Linked DNA regions of Homo sapiens: region 2 is linked to region 1. A link is a loop called in an ENCODE intact Hi-C map of the cell type or tissue named here. Cell type or tissue: K562. All regions are shown on one strand. Each heading gives the region's core, and the rest is flanking DNA. Links, peaks and the distances in the headings are about the cores only.

Region 1 (10,737 bases), core at 1-2,500:
TCACAAGGTCAGGAGATCGAGACCATCCTGGCTAACACGGTGAAACCCTTCTCTACTAAAAATACAAAAAAAATTAGCCGGGCGTGGTGGTGGGTGCCTGTATTCCCAGCTACTCGGGAGGCTGAGGCGGAGCTTGCAGTGAGCCAAGATCGTGCCACTGCACTCCAGCCTGGGTGACAGAGCGAGACTCTGTCTCAAAAAAAATATAAATAAATAAGTAAATAATAAATAAGGTCAGACTCCATCTCAAAAAAATATAAATAAATAAATAAACAATAAATAAGGTCACACTCTCCATGTCTAACAGATAATTCAAGAGATAGTGCATCAAGCATGCAAGGCTCAGGGCAGGACAAACGGGACATGGCTCATAAGAGGAGCTGCAACAGGCTTTGGCATCCAACACACCTGGTTTTGAGTCCAGGCTTGCCAATTACAAGCCGAGAGATGTGCACAAGTGTCCCAGCCTCTCTGAACCTCAGAGCCCCAGTCTCTAAGCCAGAGGCAATAATACCATTGTTACTGCTGTTTTAGTGATTAAACAGTCAAAGTGCTTGTCTGGTCCCGATGAAGTGCTCAGTCAATGTTGCCATTTAATTTTTAAGTCAGTTCATATTTTTCAGTGGGTCAGAAAAGAGATCAATATTGTTTTACTTTGTCTAAATGTGTTCAGCAATATATCTGATGGCCTCTTTCTTTTAAAATGGTCTGTGTGTCGGCCGGGCACGGTGGTTCACACCTGTAATCCCAGAACTTTGGGAGGCTGAGGTGGGCAGATCACTTGAGGTCAGGAGTTCTAAACCAGCCTGGCCAACATGGTGAAACCCCATCTCTACTAAAAACACAAAAATTAGCCAGCTGTAGTGGCGTGCACCTGTAATCCCAGCTACTTGGGAGCCAGAGGCAGGAGAATTGCTTGAACCCAGGAGGCGGAGGTTGCAGTGAGCCGAGATCACGCCACTGCACCCCAACCTGGGCAACAGAGCAAGACTCCATCTCAAAAAAAAAAAAAAAAGTCTGTGTATAATCCTGTAACGTTTCTGCGACTGCTGGCACTTTTTTTTTTCCTTCTTTTGTGAGACGGAGTCTCGCTCTGTTGCCCAGGCTGGAGTGCAGTGGTGCAATCTCGGCTCACTGCAATCTCCACCTCCCGGGTTCAAGCAATTCTCCTGTCTCAGCCTCCCGAGTAGCTGGGATTACAGGTGTGTGCCACCACGCCTGGCTAATTTTTCTATTTTTAGTAGAGACAGGGTTTCACCATGTTGGTCAGCCTGGTCTCGAACTCCTGACCTCGTGATCCACCCACCTTGGTCTCTCAAAGTGCTGGGATTAAAGGTGTGAGCCACCGCGCCCTAATTCTAACAAAAACAAATCAGTCATCGTTTCCCTTCTTCCAGGAGACTGTGCCTGAGGAAAGCGGGGGGCGTGGCTGCAGTTCTGGACGGGCTGGCCGAGCTGCGCGGGATCCTTGTGCAGGGAAGAGCTGCCCTGGGCACCTGGCACCACAAGACCATGTTTTCTAAGAACCATTTTGTTCACTGATACAAAAAAAAAAAAAGGAATTCATGATGCTGTACAGAATTTTATTTTTAAACTGTCTTTTAAATAATATATTCTTATACGGAAATGGGTACTGTACTTCTTCTTTGGTAGAGTTGTGTATGCTGCTTCCGGTAAGTTCTCTCATGGAGACGAAGGACACTGTGCTTTTCCCCCAGATGTATCTTAGAGCAATTGACCAGTGTGATGCGGTGCGTACGTCCCTGTAAATTCAGCATTAAATGTCAGCACGGTGCCCTGAGTGCAAGGACATGCACGGGTCCTGTGTTTCTGAGCAGAGGGGGACGTCAGTGCCGTGTGTGGGACATCTGGGGACTGAGGCAGGTTGGCCAGACTGTAGGTCGTGTGTCGGAGCAAACGCACCCATGACCATGGGGACAACACACACTGGGTGCTCATGTGGAGGAAGGCTGGTGACTTCACACTTAAATCCTCAGATAAGGAAAAGAGACACATGTATTCAGCACGTCTGAGGGTCTCTATCTCGGGAGGAGAGACGGCCCTCCCTTCCTGCCTTTGTTTTGGTAACAAGCACAGGGGACATTCTGGGTGGCACTGTGTCCACACAGGGGACCCAGCCCCCGGCTTGTTCATGGTCAGGCTCTTGTTGCTGGGACAGTCGCACCCCTGAGCTCTCACTGAGACCGCCCGCATGCGGTGGACTCCTGGAGACCCGATTTATAAAAAGCAAGGAAAAGGCTGCTGGCTGTGTCCCCTGGGCTGTGGGCTCCATCTCCCCTGCGCTCTAGAGACAGAACCACCTCCCGAAGCGCTTCACCCTACAGAGCTCACCTTTAAAGCCACTGGCGTGGTCTGAGCTTAGTAAACATTTCATTTCTGTTTTGGGTCACTTTCCTTGGGGCATTTGTTTCCTTTTGGTGAATTCCAGAATATTACTTCCCACCTTCAAATAATTCATTTTTTACCTGTAAAATTTTCCATCTCGAATCCAGCCGAATACAGATAAGGGACCTTGATTTCTACACCCCTTCTTGTTTCTGCTTTTGTTTTTCATTTGAATCCTATTAAAGCCAATAGATATGGCAACGTTGGCAAAAATAGAAGCAAAACGTAGGCGTGCGGATATTGATGCCCTCCACCTTCCTGCCAGCCTCTATGGGGGATGATTACCTGCTCTCCTCATCTGTAACAAGGCTCTTTCAACAGCACCTTCATCTGCTACATTACTTGGAATGCACATCTCACTAAACGGTGCCCCTCATCAAACTCCATACAACACTTCCTTGAATTTTACTATCATAAACAGAAACAATCACATGCACACACATGGACATGTATACACTCCTACACATCAGCACACTTCCTCTGGTTCTAGGCTATACTGCATCCTGAAACAATTAAATGACTGAGATCCATTAGGGGAGGCATCTAGAGAGCATCTACTGTTTTTTTTTTTTTTTTGAGACAGGCTGGAGTGCAGTGGCGCGATCTCGGCTCACTGCAAGCTCCGCCTCCTGGGTTCACACCATTCTCCTGCCTCAGCCTCCCAAGTAGCTGGGACTACAGGCACCTGCCACCACGCCCGGCTAATTTTTTGTATTTTTAGTAGAGACGGGGTTTCACCGTGTTAGCCAGGATGGTCTCGATCTCCTGACCTCGTGATCCACCCGCCTCAGCCTCCCAAAGTGCTGGGATCACAGGCATGAGCCACTGTACCCGGCCTGACGGCATCTACTGTTAGTCCTGGTTGGTGTGCAGCCAGCCTGGTCTCCATGCACGGGACCCCCAGAAAGCCCACCAACCCACCCTCCTGTCACACAGAGCAGTCCCTGAGGCCCCACGGTTGGAGGCCACGTCCACCCTGGTCAGCCTGCACACCCAGAGCCTGCCCGCACCAGGAGGCAGCCACACGGATGAGCTGAATCATGGGCTGCATGTGGCAGTGGAGGCTCAGGACAAGACAGATGTGCCTACGGCCCCGGAGAGCTCTGGGTCCAGCAGCAGAGGCGTTCCCCCAGGCCTGGGGGCATGCCCAGCATAGGGAGTGAGTGTGCAGACACAGGGTCCCACCCCCATGAGCACAACCCACTGAACAAGACGCCCCTCTGGGGTGAGCGGCACCATCTCCACCTAGGATGATGTGTTTCCAAGTGAACTCTCACCCGACAATCAGTATTAAGTCAGCATGAAGGGTAAAGATGTTTACAGCTGAGCCACATGCACGTCAGGAGACAGGAGCAGCAATGCCTGGGGCTTTCCACGGTGAGCTCCCAGCACACAGCAAGCATGTCGCCAGAAAGAACAGAAAGTTCACAAAGGGAGGGCCAGCCTGTGCACAGCCTAGCACCGTCCTGGGAGGCCATCATCACCTGTGCTCCTCTGAGAGGACAGGAAGATGCTGTTTTCCACTTTTTTCTCCCCAAGACCGTTTATTAGCAATTGAAGGAACAACGCATGTATCAAAGACTGGATTTGAGAAATTCCAACAAATCTGCCCCCTCGCAGTTGGGAGCTGGCATCGTGCAATCTTCGGAATGCAGCCTCTGGCTCTCCCATCAAAAGGCAACGCAGCCCCCTGTGATTTCAGCTTTGACCTTGTGGGTAATAAAAGAAGGAAAGAGGAATGTCTGCTACTGGAATCCTGGATGGGGTCCCCGCGGCCGAATCCCCCCTCCCGTCCCCTCCTGTGTCACCTGTCATGTCTCAGACTTTGACCGCCTCCCGCAGCTTCCTTTTATTCGTAATGTCTAAAGCCAACCCAAGCGTCTTTGCCGGCTGACGTCTTAGCCAAATCATGTGGGAAACCCGTGAAGCAGAACTGACCGCTGTGAGGGCTGGGAGTACACTGGGCATCTGAAATACTTCAGCCCAGGAAAACGTCCATCAGTGGACACCGTCGGTTCCCAGGTGGCCTCTGGAACAGGAAAGCAGTCACCCCCTCGTCCGATCCCACAGGAAACCTCATTCCACTCTAGTGGCAGTGGCTGGGGCTAGATCCCCCTGAGCCAGGAGACGACGGGCAGTGCCCGGACAAGGCTGTACTCTGTCCACAGCTCCTCCACTGTGGCTATGAGGGAGGTTTAAAAATCTCAGTCCAGTGGGGGGGGTCAGCCCCCTGCCCGGCCAGCCGCCCCGTCTGGGAGGGAGGTGGGGGGGTCAGCCCCCGCCCGGCCAGCCGCCCCGTCTGGGAGGGAGGTGGGGGGGTCAGCCCCCCGCCCGGCCAGCCGCCCCATCCAGGAGGTGAGGGGCGCTTCTGCCCGGCCGCCCCTACTGGGAAGTGAGGAGCCCCTCTGCCCGGCCACGACCCCGTCTGGGAGGTGTGCCCAGCGGCTCATTGGGGATGGGCCATGATGACAATGGCGGTTTTGTGGAATAGAAAGGCGGGAAGGGTGGGGAAAAAATTGAGAAATCGGATGGTTGCCGGGTCTGTGTGGATAGAAGTAGACATGGGAGACTTTTCATTTTGTTCTGTACTAAGAAAAATTCTTCTGCCTTGGGATCCTGTTGATCTGTGACCTTACCCCCAACCCTGTGTTCTCTGAAACATGTGCTGTGTCCACTCAGGGTTGAATGGATTAAGGGCGGTGCAAGATGTGCTTTGTTAAACAGATGCTTGAAGGCAGCATGCGCGTTAAGAGTCATCACCACTCCCTAATCTCAAGTACCCAGGGACACAAACACTGCGGAAGGCCGCAGGGTCCTCTGCCTAGGAAAACCAGAGACCTTTGTTCACTTGTTTATCTGCTGACCTTCCCTCCACTATTGTCCTATGACCCTGCCAAATCCCCCTCTGCGAGAAACACCCAAGAATGATCAATAAAAAAAAAATAAAAAATAAATAAATAAATAAATAAAATAAAAATCTCAGTCCAAAGGCTTTCACCGTAGTCTGTCTAAGGGACAGATAACATCGTCTCTCTGAATTTGGGAGGGGACTGTTCTCTGTTGGTAGCCAAAAGGGGCCCAGCAAGGTGCTAGGGTTCCAGTCTCCCTGAGTCCTCAGGCAGGTCTTCCCAGCCCCCACCCTGGGACTCCCTGCCCTGCTGCAGGGGAACGTGAGGGTCAGGGGTCCCCAGATTCCTGGGAGCTGGGGCCGGTGCCCTGGCAGAAACACGGCCTCAGGCAGGGTCCAGGGCCTGTGGGGGTGAGTCACGTTGTTATGGGCTGAATTCTCTCCCCAAAACTTACGTCCAAGCCCAACCTGGTGCCTCCCAGTACCGTATTTGGAGACAGTGCCTTTAAAAGGTGGTTAAGATAACATGAGCTGACTGGGGTGGGCCCTGAGCCACTTTGACTGAGTCTTACAAGAAGAGGAGGTCGGGGCACAGATGCACATGAAGGGCGCCAGGGAAGGACAGACCCTGACACACAGAGGAGTGGGGACTCAGCAGAAGCCAGCCCTGCCAACACTTGTCTCAGACTTTGAGAGGTAAGTGTCTGTCGTTTAAGCCCCCCGCCAAGCTCACACACACACACACCTGTGTGCCTCGCTAGGGCTGCCCCAGCAGACTCACACATCACACCTCCCTCACCACCGAGTCCCTGGGCAGCAACGTGGGCCCGGCTCACAAGCAGTGCTGGAGACAGCTTGAGCTTGGGTTGACTGCGCCAGCATAGCATGATCTCTCTCTCTCTCTCTCGCTCTCTCTAAGGAAAAAAAGAAGATAAGAACTAGAGAGTCAGAAATGTCATCTCTTTCTTTCTTTTCTTCCTCCTTTCTTTCTTGCACTCCAGCCTGGGCAACAGAGTGAGACTCCATCTGAAAAAAAAAAAGGAAAGAAAGAAATTGATTTTATTAACCAAAACTAGTAAAGGGGAAGTGGCCAGATAGCCATCCATGGCAACCACTTCAATTTTGGGGAGGAAGGCAGGGGTTTAAGAAAGGAAAACTTGGCCGGGCATGGTGGCTCATGCCTGTAATCCCAGCACTTTGGGAGGCCAAGGTGAGTGGATCACCTGAAGTCAGGAGTTCATGGCCAGCCTGGTCAACATGGTGAAACCCCGTCCCTACCAAAAAAAAAAAAAATTAGCTGGGCATGATGGCAGGTGCCTGTAATCCCAGCTACTGGGGAGGCAGAGGTGGGAGAATCTCTTGAGCCTGGGAGGCGGAGGTTGCAGTGAGCTGAGATTGCACCACTGCACTCCAGCCTGAGCGACAGAGCGAGACTCTGTCTCAAAAAGAAAGAAAGGAAAACGTGATAAGGAAGAAATACGAGAATTGGGTGGGGTACAATGTCTGTGTGTCTCGAGTGGCTGTCTTGGGTCCCCATCCACCTGGGTCTCAGGCTGGCATCACCTCAACAGTGGCCAGGTGGTGAACTAGCCACCTTGATGTCATCTGTGGCACTTTGCAGCTTGATCTCCAGGCTTGGTCTGTCTCAAGATTAGCCCCTGGAACGTCTAAGAAGGTGCATAATGAGATGCGTGCATAATGAGATGCGCACATACAGTTAGAGAACTGTGAAGCGGGTATAGACAGTGAGAAAGGCGGGGACGTGAAGCCTACTTTAAGGCTAAGGGAAAAGGCTTCTGCAGTTCGCTTCAAGGTTATATCTTAAAATCCAAGAGAAAGGGGAAAAAAAGTTAAGATGCATTTTGAAGTTAAGCTGCCTGGTTACAAGTGAAAATACATAAGAGTACTGGTTTTTTTCCGGTTAATCCTAACTTTTCTAATATATTTTGCTAGCAGATATTTAAAATCTGGTGGTTTAGCCAAAGAATTTGGGACAGCAAGACTATACAATCTTCCATCCGCTGCAAAGAGATGTTCGTTTTTTCTCAGCGTTTCTGAGAAGCTGGAAAACAAGGTGAGCTGCCGCCTTGGACACCCTCCTCTTAATTCTGGTTCCTTCCTGCTCGACATGGGGACGGGACAGTCCGACGCTCCCTCTCATGGGAATGTATTTGCAGACATCATATCATGGAAAATACTAAACACAAGTGTTGCCTCAGAAGCTCACGATGAGCCGGGTTCACGCCGGTGTAATTCTGCGGGGGCCGGACCCTGAATCTCATGCACGCGCGGCTGCGAAGGCGACGCAGCTTCTGCCTCTGAGCCGCCTCCTTCGATACATCCCGTGGGAGCGGGAGCCACACTGAGCGCCAGGTCTGCGGCCAGCCGGGTGGGAAACAGGCGCTGCTGCCAGCAAGCTCCTCCCACTCTGCTCACCTGCCCCGAGGTTCCCAGAAGTTCTCAATCAGTACCATGTCCTTTCCCCTTCTCGAAGAAAAACACTGTTGGCAATGGAACAGCGCATCCCATTATCCTCCTGTCTTCACCAGGAACAGGCTCCCCAGACAGCAGACACTGTTTTCCGCGAGCCGGAGGCAGCCAGATTTGAGCCCAGATACCGCCATGGCCACTCCTGCGAAACCCTAGAAAGCCAGGGACATATTCAGGGGACTTCTCTTGCTCCAAGAAGCCGTGCCTGGCAGTCAGCGCCTGCACACAGGCAGCTCCCATGGCAGGAGCATGGGTGGCCAAAGGGGCCAAGGTTCTCTGTTGTCAGTCCTGCCTCGCCTGCCTCCCCTCCCTCCCCTGCCTCTCCTCCCTCCCCTCTTTCCCGTCCCTCCCCTCCCTCCCCTCTCCCCTTCCTCCTCTCCCTCCTCTTACTCCCCTCCCTCCCCTCCCTCCTCTGCCTCCCTTCCCTCCCCTGCCTCTCCTTTCTCCCCTCCCTCCCCTCACTCCCTTCCCTCTCTTTCCTTCTCTCCCTCTCCTCTCTCCTCTCCCTTCCCTGCCTGCATGACCTTGAGCTTTTCCTCTGTTAGTCCCAGGAGCAGCTGCACTGGGTCAGGAGTTTCTGAGCCTGGCTGGTCCTCAGGCCGTCTGTGGACACTGAGACACGCCCCAGCCCTGAGATTCTGATTCTGTAGGCCTGTTCTGGTTGCCAGGTCTGTTTTGCCAAGCTGTGTGTTTCTGGTGCAAGGCGTAGGGTGCGCGCTCGATGGCCTCCTGGGTGCTGCCATCTGCCCATCTGTATCTGCATCTGATGCCCGTGAGGAGACATAATGGAAGCAAGAGTGTGGGGTGGGAGGCCCTAATTGTTTCAGGGAAGTGTCCCAGCTTGGAAGTGGATTCTTGCAGGGGCTCTGGTCTGGTGGAGAAAGTGGAGAAGGCAGCCTGGGGACGTGGCTGGGTGGGGAGTGGGCGCAGGCACAGAGCCAGCCTGCATGCTCCTTCTCTCCCTCCATGGACATAAGGACAGTGAAGTACTGTCCATACCACCGCGTCCAGGCATCTCACACGCCCTACACCTGAGAAACGGAGCTGAAAAATGAATTTGTGCTGTCCATCCACCACATCAGAAAGACGAGGGACAGTGATGCCTAGTGTGGGTCACCAGAGAGGCCCACAGGGGACCCCTAACCTGCTACAGTTGTGCTCTAGTCATTTGTTTCTTGGCATTAGGGGCACTTTAAACCATCAAATTAACAACCTCACCATAGTAACAACCTGTTCAATGTCACCAGGGGATCCTAATTGGCTCACAGTTAAGCCCCTTTCAACCTTCGCACTGTCGTGGTTGTCAGGACTGCCAAGCCGCCCTCCCATGCCTGCTCCTCATGCCTGTCCACTCTACAAGCCAGCTGTAAAACCCCTGCCCCCACCCTCTGTGTCGGTCCATGGTCACCACCCTGTCACCTCCAGCATCAGTCACGCCTCCGTGGTGGGCGTGGGGGCCCCACCCGAGGCTCCCGGGCATTTCTCTGATGGCTAATGAGACTGATCTTTGATTTTTGATCTGCTCATTGGCCATTCAGCTTCCTCTTCTGTGATGTGGTGGCCTCTGCCCACATTCTGCTGGGGCAGTTTGTCTTTTCCAAGTTGATCGCAGGTTTTTTTCTGGTTTTTTGTTTTTTGTTTTTGAGACAGAGTCTCACTCTGTCGCCCAGGCTGCAGTGCAGTGGCAAGATCTCGGTTCACTGCAACCTCCACCTCCCGGGTTCAAGCGATTCTCCCACCTCAGCCTCCCAAGTAGCTGGGATTACAGGCACCTGCCATCATGCCCAGCTAATTTTTGTATTTTTACTAGAGATGGGGTTTCACCGTGTTGGCCAGGCTGGTCTTGAACTCCTGACCTCAGGCGATCCGCCCGCCTCGGCCTCCCAAAAGTGCTGGGATTACAGGCGTGAGCCACCTCACCCAGCAATCAGATCACAGTTCTTTTTAAATTCTGGATTCTGATCCCTTGCAGTTAACTCTATGTCCTATTACATCTTCTCCCGTAATAGGTGATCCAGGAGGCTACAACAGGCTGAAGTCTGTGTGTCCCACACATTCCTATGTTGAAATCCCAACCCCCGAGGTATTAGGAGGTGGAGGCTTTGGGAGGTGATGAGGTCATGAGGGGAGCGTGAGACTGGTCCCCTTGCAAAAGGGACCCCAGGAAGCTCTGTTCCGCCACGTGAGGATGCACACGAAAGCAGCACCGCCTGCAGCCTGGAGCAGCACCCTCCCCAGAACCCGACCATCCCACCCCGATCTGCGATCTGCGGCTTCGGACCTCCAGGGCTGAGAGAGCCCAGGCTGCAGGGCAGAAGCCCCACTCTCCAGCCCCCGCCTGAGCTGCATAAGGCGGCCGCCCTTCCTCCACCCCCCTCTCTTCCGGGTCTCTGCTTGCGCTGGTTTCCTGTTGTTGCTGTAACAATTGCCGACGGAGCACCACAGATTCCCTCTCTGACAGCCCTGGGCGTCAGGAGCCCACAGGCCCTGCCACAGAACTGAAGCCAAGGTGCCAGCTGGACTGCTTCCTTGCCAGGGACCTGCAGGAAAATTCATCCTGGCCTTTTCTGTGGCCTTGCCCATGGCCTCGCCCATGGCCTCTTCCTCTGGTTCAAAGCCCATCATTCCAACCTCTGCTCCTATCATCCCCTCCCCTCTCCTTCGTTCCCTCTCCACTGCCTCTCCCTGCCCTCCTCTGCTGCCCTCCCGAAAGGACCCGAGGTGATACAGGCCCACAGGGCAGTCTGGCACAGCCTCCCCCGCTTCAGGTCCGGGGTTTAATCACATCTACAAAGTTGCTTTGGCTGTGGGAGCCAACGCTCACACGTTCCAGGAATTAGGACCAGGAAATCCTGGTGGGAGGGTGGGGGCAGATTCTGTCCTCCACCTGGCTGGGGGACCAAGTTGGCAGCGGGGCCTTTCCTGACTGCCCTGTCAGAAACTGCAGCACCACCCTACCCCACTCCACCTCACCCCTACCTCACCCCACCTCA
Region 2 (2,500 bases), core at 1-2,500, 69 kb before region 1:
CCCTGAGTTCTGGCCTGTAAGCAACCCCAGGTGCCCTTGTGAATCAACAGACCACATTTCCAGTGGCAGAAAAGGAAATGGGAGCTGTTTCTAGACTAGCACAAGGCTCAGGGGGTGGGGGGTGGGGGCAGGGTGCAGGGAGGCCAACGCCACACAGCCCCACACCCAGCCTTTCCCAAGGCCCTGGGTTCCTCACTGATTCTCAGCAGGTTTCAGTAAATGCCTCTAACGGGCCCGGTGGAACTGTGCAATGCAGAAACACCCCAGGGTTTTGCTGTTTTGCTACTTAAATATTCAGGAAATAGTAAAGAGAAGAGTATTATCAAAAACGTGACTTTTCATAGAAAAGGGAGAATAGGCCAGCCCTGGCCTGGGTCCACAACCCCAGTGTGAGCTGCAGAGACTTCTCTGGAGCGGTGAACAGCTCCTGCCAGGAAAGAGCATGGCACAGCCTCGTTCTCCAGCGTAGAGTAGAAGGAATGGCCCCGTCCACGCGAAGGTCTGTGTTCACCAAGCATCTTCTGTAGAAAAATGCTCTCTTCGCCTGATCATGGGAGGGAATCAAATGGATAGAGCATTTATCCCTTTTGTGACTAAAATAAAGGTAATAGCAACTACAAAAACCACGACACAGGCTTCTCAGCATCTTTTTATAACGATAGTGCTGATTTTTTGGAAAATCCTTGAGCCTCAATCACTTTTATTTGATGTAAGCCGCTCAAACTCAAAGAGTGTTGTTTTCCAGATTATAAAACACAGATCTCAGCTGATGGCGGTTGACGGGTGTCCCCCGAGTGCCCTCGGCTGCCAGGAGCTGGCAGGGGAGATGCCTGTGATGAGGATTGGGTGCTGTGATCACAGCACGCGGGAAAAGGACAGGGCCTCCCTCAGCGTGGCAGATCGCGTGGGTCCATGGGTCCGTGTGATCTCATGACCGTATCAAGGGGATTGTGTCTTTTTGACCAGAGCGTTAGGGAAAGCGTGCTGCAGTCACACGCCAGGACGGCCCCCCACGGCCCAAGTCCTATAGGAGAGCCAGGGGCCATCACGATTTTCTTAGGCACAGCAGCAGTTGAACCGTGCTGTCACACTTAACCCAAGTGATGACAGCCTCTTCAACTAGGACAGTGCTGTAGGGGTCTGGTTCTGCTTGTTCTCCCCCACATTCCTGCCTGCCCTAGGACCCAGGACCTGTCTCTAGTCACACACACCCTGTTCAGCCTCTGCATCTGGCCCCCGCGGAGACCCACACCACATTCTACTCCCCTGGCCAGAGACCGAGGGTGACTCGGAGGCTTCCAGTTCCCAGCAGCTTTATTGGCGTTGCTGTTTCCATAGAAGGACAATAAAAGGGGGCCATAAGGAGGCGCATCCGCAGAGTGCGTGCTTGAGCTTCTGCAAGCCAGAGGAGGCCGGCGGCCGGCAGGGTGGGCAGGCTGGCTGGCTGTGCCCCACAACATGCATGTGGAGAGGTTTTGGGGGCAGCCATGGAACCCCGGAGCTGCCCCCACATGAGAGTTCCCCCAGGTGGTGACCAAATGCATTTACAGTCCAGCCGCAGTCCAGATGCAGATGCGCTGTAACTGTAGAACACACAGCAAATTCTGAAGGCTTAGTATGAAAAAGAATATAAAAATCTCAGTCATTTTTATATTGATTTCATGTTTCCTGGTTGAGATGTCATTGATATAACATAAAGCCCACCATTTTAAAGTGTACAACCTCAGCCAGGCATGGTGGCTCACGCCTGTAATCCCAGCACTCTGGGAGGCTGAGGCGGGCAGATCACCTGAGGTCAGGAGTTTGAGACCAGACTGGCCAACATGGTGAAACCCTGTCTCTACTAAAAATACAAAAATTAGCCGGGTGTGGTGGTGCACATCTGTAATCCTAGCTACTTGGAAGGCTGAGGCAGGAGAATCGCTTGAACCTGGGGGTAGAGGTTGCAGCAAGCCGAGATCACACCACTGCACTCTAGCCTGGGTGACACAGTGAGACTCTATCTCAAAAAAAAAAAAATTGTACAACCTCAGTCTTTTTTAGTGTCTTCATTTTGTTGTGCAACCATCACCACTATTTAATTCCAGAACATTTCCATCAACCCAAAAAGAATCCCTGTACCTGTGAGCAGTCCCCCCTCCATCCCCTTCACCCCCCAGCCCCTGGCAGGCCCTGTTCTCTGTCCTGTGCATTCTGACCTTTCACATAACAGAATCCGTGGCCTTTCCAGCCTGGCTTCTTCCACTTTGCACACGGTGTTGCAGGCTCCCCGCGTTGTGGCATATGACAGCTCTTTGTTCCTTTATGGCTGGATGACGTTCCGTTGCGTGGCTGCGTCCTGTGGCTGCATTGTGTGGCTGTGTCACGTGGCTACGTCACGTTTGGTTGATCCGTTCATCAGCTGATGGACATTTGGGCTGTTTCCACAAAGGCTCTTGTGAATGATGCTGCTGCAAACGTTTGTGTGCAAATTTTTGTATGAAAGATACATGGTGAAATG

Evidence for each region. Hi-C counts contacts between places; a loop is a spot of excess contacts. Peaks named below come from ENCODE experiments on the same cell type or tissue, not always from the same donor. Only the 100,000 strongest peaks of a DNase experiment are listed, where the experiment ranks them.
Region 2: a loop joins it to region 1, with 2.5 times the contacts of the local background. A loop is called at or near these places in 3 of 110 quality-filtered maps.

What each region holds. Positions count from the first base shown.
Region 1 is chr21:42,773,883-42,784,619 of GRCh38, forward strand. It overlaps PDE9A (phosphodiesterase 9A), which reads left to right. Exons shown (of 20, transcript NM_002606.3): 20 at 1,398-1,627. The coding sequence ends at 1,411. It overlaps LOC107985504 (a long non-coding RNA gene), which reads right to left and starts at 2,929. Exons shown (of 2, transcript XR_001755071.2): 1 at 2,487-2,929; 2 at 1,570-1,763. LINC01668 (long intergenic non-protein coding RNA 1668) reads right to left here and starts at 6,112. Exons shown (of 3, transcript NR_135517.1): 1 at 6,000-6,112; 2 at 4,215-4,435; 3 at 3,937-4,115. RefSeq lists enhancers at 1,557-2,058, 3,604-3,673, 3,719-4,668, 5,620-6,569, 7,057-7,780 and 2 more and silencers at 4,368-4,427, 4,448-4,497, 4,528-4,577. In K562, for the core only: no CTCF peak of the experiment used is centred there; no DNase peak of the experiment used is centred there; H3K27me3 peaks cover 2,047 bases.
Region 2 is chr21:42,704,638-42,707,137 of GRCh38, forward strand. All of the region lies in intron 4 of PDE9A (phosphodiesterase 9A), which reads left to right. Among named protein-coding and RNA genes, the nearest start is that of PDE9A-AS1, 36 kb to the right of the region's middle. RefSeq lists an enhancer at 2,239-2,500. In K562, for the core only: a CTCF peak has its summit at 1,529 (motif pointing left); a DNase peak (open chromatin) is centred at 1,503; H3K27me3 peaks cover 2,371 bases.